Linked DNA regions of Homo sapiens: region 1 is linked to region 2. A link is an interaction called in ENCODE POLR2A ChIA-PET data of the cell type or tissue named here. Cell type or tissue: GM12878. All regions are shown on one strand. Links, peaks and the distances in the headings refer to the core of each region. The heading gives the core; the rest is flanking DNA. Region 1 has its middle 6.3 kb from the start of PTPRJ. Region 2 overlaps PTPRJ (protein tyrosine phosphatase receptor type J).

Region 1 (2,809 bases), core at 202-2,701, 53 kb after region 2:
GCCGAGGCAGGCGGATCACTTGAGCTCAGGAGTTTGAGACCAGCCTGGGCAATATGGCTAAACCCCATCTACAAAACAATACAAAAATTAGCCAGGCATAATGGTGGATCCCTGTGGTCTCAGCTACTTGGGGGGCTAAGGTGGGAGGATCACTTGAGCCCGGGAGGCAGAGGTTGCAATGAGCCGAGATTGCACCACTGCAGTCCAGCCTGGGTGACAGAGTGAGACCCTATCTCAAAAAAAGGAAAGAAGGCAGGGCACGGTGGCTCATGCCTGTAATCCCAGCGCTTTGGGAGGCCGAGGCAGGTGCAGATCACCTGAGGTGAGGAGTTCGAGACCAGCCTGGCCAACATGGCAAAACCCTGTCTCTACCGAAAATACAAAAACACACTGGGCGTAGTGGTGCATGCCGGTAATCCCAGCTACTCAGGAGGCTAAGGCAGGAGAATCACTTGAACCCAGGAGGCAGAAGTTGCAGTGAGCCAAGATCGTGCCATTGCACCCCAGCCTTGGCTACAGAGTGAGACTCCATCTCAAAAATAAATAAATAAATAAATAAATACAGACCACTTATCAGGTACCCACTGGATGCCAGCACTCATCCAGGTACTTTACATCCATTATTTCTACTCCTTACAACAATGCTGTATAATAGGCATCATCATCAGTATTTTACAAATAAGGAAACTGAGTCTCAGGCTTACTTACTTACACAAGGTCACACAGTTTCAGACTGGCAAAAACCAGGATCTAAAACTATATCTTTCTTGCCACTATGCCATGATGTTCCTCCCCTTGACATTTGTAGACAAGTTAACATAAAGTGATCTGTGTTGGCTCTTATTTCTTATATTATTACTCTCTTGGGCCTCCGTTACCCCAATTTTAGAATGGGAAGGGATAGAGTACAAGACTTTCTTCTTCATCCCCCAAGAACAGGGAATAGGAGAGGCAACTATGTTTAACAAGTCCACTAACCCACCAGGAGGCAGCTCTGCTGAGCACCAGCCTAGAACCAGGTCACCAGCCCCGCAGGGATCCCATTCAGCCTGGCAACCCTCAGTGTATTTTAAAAGCCACCATGAGCAAACCATTCTCCAAAGCCCTCCTAAGCGGAATGGAATGTTTCTTGGGAGTCTGATTAGCTAATGTTGCAGGCATGGCTGCCCTGAGACCTTTCTGCCTCACAGACTGAACTGAATCAGAATGGAAAGGAAGACTTTTAGAAAATTCTTTAAAAAAAAAAAAAGTAGCACTTCATCTTTATAATAGTAACAGGATGTTTCCTGTGGACTAATAACTGGGCTGTGGTTAGAACTCCATGTTTGTCCACCAGACCTCAGTTCCTCTCTAAACACTGTCTTAGTCACCTGCCCATGCACAGAGCTCGGGAGTGCCTTGGCAGTCCTGTTCTTGTTTCTCATTTCAAGCATTTGCAACATTAAGCATTTTCCCAATTCTTTTCTAGTGTGTGCGTGCCTGCGTGTGTGTGTGTGTGTGTGTGTGTGTGTGTGTGTGTGTTGAGATAAGAAACAAAGTTTGACTTCCAAAGAGATAGTTGCATGCCAAACCCCAAAAGCAAGAGACTAGAATGCAACCCAGTCAGAACCCAACAATCATATTTTAACCATAAATTTCCCCAGATTTTCAATGCAGGGGAATAAAACCCTGTAACGTCTGGGAGAGCAGAAACAGGGCTATTGCTGTCAAGGGTCCCCACCCTGTCCCCATGTCAGAAACCCACTGGCCTCTGTGCCCCAGCCCACCTCCTGAGCTGTTAGGATCTGAGTCAAACCCCCAGTGAGCCCAGTACCTGCATGTCTGGCAGGACAGACCCAGGACACAGGGTTTCAGGATATCTGAAAACACAGGGAGTGTGTGACAAGGAGAGTCGAGGCCTAGAGGGCAAGGAGCTTTTGTCCAGGGCTTGAGAACAACTTCTATACAAAGCCTAGAAGTGAGCTGGGCATGGTGGCTCACGCCTGTAATCCCAACACTTTGGGAGTCTGAGGCAGATGGGTCACCTGAGGTCAGGAGTTCGAGACTAGCCTGGCCAACATGGTGAGACCCTCGTCTCTAGTAAAAATACTAAATTAGCCAGGCATGGTGGTGCATCCCTGTAATCCTAGCTACTCAGGAGGCAAGGCTGGAGAATCACTTGAATCCAGGAGGCGGAGGTTGCAGTGAGTTGAGATTACACCATTGCACTCCAGCCTGGGCTACAAGAGTGAAACTCCATTTCAAAAAAAATCAAAGCCCAGAAGTGGCAAGCAGTGGGCAGGAGGCAGTCAAGCCTGCAGCAGAACCATCACCTCAAACAAAGAAAGGACTGAGAGGTACAAAGACAAGAAGGGCGCAAGGCCAGAGGCCCACGGCTTCTCTGCATCTGGGTCCTCCAGGCTTGTTAGAAATAAATTATTTTTTTCCAGACTTGAAAAGAATGTTCTTTTTTTTTTCAGGCTGAAAAAAATTCTTAATCACATTGTGCTGGCTGCATAGAACACCTCGGTCTCTAAATTAACTTGGACCATTTGTGTCATGTGGAAAAGTACCTGCAATCTAAATAAGCAAATGAAAATTATATATGGTAGCCAGGCACGGTGGCTCACACCTGTAATCCCAGCACTTTGGGAGATCGAGGCGGGCAGATCACTTGAGGTCAGGAGTTCAAGACCAGCCTTGCCAACATGGTGAAAACCCATCTCTACTAAAAATACCAAAAAAAAAAATTAGCCGGGCGTGGTGGTACATGCCTGTAATCTCAGCTACTTAGGAGGCTGGGACAGGAGAATCGCTTGAACCCCAGGAG
Region 2 (2,809 bases), core at 94-2,593:
ACGGGGTTTCACCACGTTGGCCAGGCTGGTCTCAAACTCCTGACCTCAGGTGAGCCACCCACCTCAGCCTCCCAAAGTGCTGGGATTACAGGTGTGAGCCACCACGCCCAGCAGCTTAACCTTTTGTTAAGGATTCTGGGCTGGGCTGTGGCCAGTCTACTCTCCTACCACAGAAGAGTAAAATGCCCTGCACCCAGCCCACACAAGGTTTTAAAACAAATCTAAGCCTACTTTAGCAGTGATGAGATTTCCCATGAAATGCCAAGATTTCCAGATTTCATGAAGAACTGCATGATGGGCTACCTTGGGTCCACATTCTCAGGCTGCCCATGAGGAGAGAGGACAGTGTGGATTAGGGGGACAGGTAGTGCTCTGCAAGCCATGTCACTCTTCAGTCCTATATCTCCACTGTCAGAGAAACGTCTTTCAGTGTCCATGCCTCTGTGAAAAGCACAAAACAGAACAACAAACCAAGACGGCCTTATGTTTCAAGAAAGGTGAGACCACTTATGGCTCAGTAGTAGCTAAGATGTTTCCTTTATCTCTAATATGCAAGCCCCATGCAACTGGGAAGAAATACTATTAACACTGGATGCCTTTTTCTTTCACTAGAGGAGCCTCCTTCACTTCCACTCACTGCCTGGACCCTGGAAGCATCTGGACCCTGGAAGCATCTGGACCCTGGATGCAGGCAAACTTGGGACCTAAGAGCTCTCCGAAGCAGTTTTGTGGGGAAAAAGAAACAAACCTGACAATACTGCAGCCTTCCCTGGAGAGCAGACAGGCCCTGCACTGAAGATTTTTTTTTTTTTTTTTTTTTTTTTTTTTTTGGAGACAGAGTCTCACTCTGTTGCCCAGGCCAGAGTGCAGTGGCATGATCTCTGCTCACTGCACCTCCACCTGCCAGGTTCAAACAATTCTCCCGCCTCAGCCTCCTGAGCAGCTGGAACTACAGGCATGTGCCACCATGCCCAGCTAATTTTTTGTATTTTTAGTAGAGACAGGGTTTCATCACACTGGCCGGGCTGGTCTCGAACTCCTGACCTCAGGTGATCCACCTGCCTCAGCCTCCCAAAGTGCTGGGATTACAGGCGTGAGTCACTGCACCCAGACGACACTGAAGTTTTATTGTGTTGGGGAACAGGGAGGGGATTCAGTTCCACCTTATTAGCAACAATACGGAGATTCTAGCCCCATCCATATCAGGACCAAGTTGTTCATCTTGCATGATGGCCCTCCCTTTTATGGGAAGACTCTATATCCTGGGTTCTTACCCATCCTCAGCCCTTTCTGGCTATATTTTAAGGGTATTCCGGGCCGGGCGCGGTGGCTCATGCCTGTAATCCCAGCACTTTGGGAGGCCGAGGCATGCGGATGACAAGGTCAGGAGATCAAGACCATCCTGGCTAACACGGTGAAACCCCATCTCTATTAAAAATACAAAAAAAAATTAGCTGGGCGCGGTGGCAGGTGCTTGCAGTCCCAGCTACCCTGGAGGCTGAGGCAGGAGAATGGCGTGAACCTGGGAGGCAGAGCTTGCAGTGAGCTGAGATCGCGCCACTGCAATCCAGCCTGGGCAACAAAGCGAGACGCCGTCTCAAAAAAAAAAAAAAAAAAAAAAAAAAGGGTATTCCAAGACCCATCCAAATCAGGCCATTGTCATGGAGCCTTATTTCAAACCTTGAAAAGGGCCCTTTAAAAAGCCTTCCCTCTCATGCAAAGGCATTAAGAATGACACAGTGGACTTCGGGGACTCAGAGGGAAAGGGTGGGAAGCAGGTGAGGGATAAAAGGCCACAAATTGGGTTCAGTGTATACTGCTCAGGTGATGGGTGCACCAAAATCTCACAAATCACCACTAAAGAACCTACTCATGGCCAGGCACGGTGGCTCACACCTGTAATCCCAGCACTTTGGGAGGCTAAGGCAGGCGGATCACAAGGTCAGGAGATGGAGACCATCCTGGCTAACACAGTGAAACCCTATGTCTACTAAAAATACAAAAATTAGCTGGGCATGGTGGCGGGCGCCTGTAATCCCAGCTACTTGGGAGGCAGAGGTTGCGGTGAGCCAAGATCGCACCATTGCACTCCAGCCTGGGCAATAAGAGCGAAACTCCGTCTCAAAAAAAAAAAAAAAGTCCTAACATTCAAGTCAAGCCCCAGTGAGGCTCATGGCCACAGCAGGAAGACAGCAGGATACTGCCTTTCCAAGTCAGAGATAGGGTTTTAGGTATTGCCTTGGGCTGAAAGAGAGCTGGATCCAGCTTTACCTGCTCCTCTCACACCCTCTGTTCCAGCCAACTGCCCCTTTCCCAGGCTTACCAAAGACCTTAAGCACCTTCCTCATGAGAATCAGTTTTCCATACTCTACCATCAAGTGTCTAAGTCACTAAGCCTCTGTTGACTGTTGCCCTGAGCCAAATGCTGTGGACACAGTAAGTAAGACTCGAACCTTCCACAATGACCTCATCATCTACCAAGGAAGACAGACCTTTCTCAACAGCTATGTCATAAGGGCTGTGGTGGAGATGCAGGGTGAGTGCTATAGAAGCTGAAAGATGTGATTTATTCCAAATTTACAGAGTCGGGAGGGTAGCCGACTTCAGGGAGAATGTGCCTTTTGTCCAGAGCCTTTTGAAGGATGAGTGGGGAGTGGGATTTCCATAATTGGGGGGATGAGCATTCCAGGAAGAGGAGCAGCATGAGCAAATCAGAGAGGGAAGAAAGTGCAGCATGTCTTGGGAACACCCGGCTGTCTGAGGCAGATGCAGCCTGGGCAGTCTGGAGGGATTCAGGGGGAGGGAACAC

The links. Peaks named below come from ENCODE experiments on the same cell type or tissue, not always from the same donor. Only the 100,000 strongest peaks of a DNase experiment are listed, where the experiment ranks them.
Region 1: POLR2A ChIA-PET joins it to region 2 with 5 read pairs; 9 of 35 experiments call an interaction of 5 or more read pairs at or near these places.

The regions. Positions count from the first base shown.
Region 1 is chr11:47,972,894-47,975,702 of GRCh38, reverse strand. No RefSeq gene overlaps it. Among named protein-coding and RNA genes, the nearest start is that of PTPRJ, 6.3 kb to the left of the region's middle. RefSeq lists enhancers at 379-1,038, 1,039-1,698. In GM12878, for the core only: no CTCF peak of the experiment used is centred there; a DNase peak (open chromatin) is centred at 1,360.
Region 2 is chr11:48,025,813-48,028,621 of GRCh38, reverse strand. All of the region lies in intron 1 of PTPRJ (protein tyrosine phosphatase receptor type J), which reads right to left. Among named protein-coding and RNA genes, the nearest start is that of PTPRJ, 47 kb to the right of the region's middle. RefSeq lists an enhancer at 1-42. In GM12878, for the core only: no CTCF peak of the experiment used is centred there; no DNase peak of the experiment used is centred there.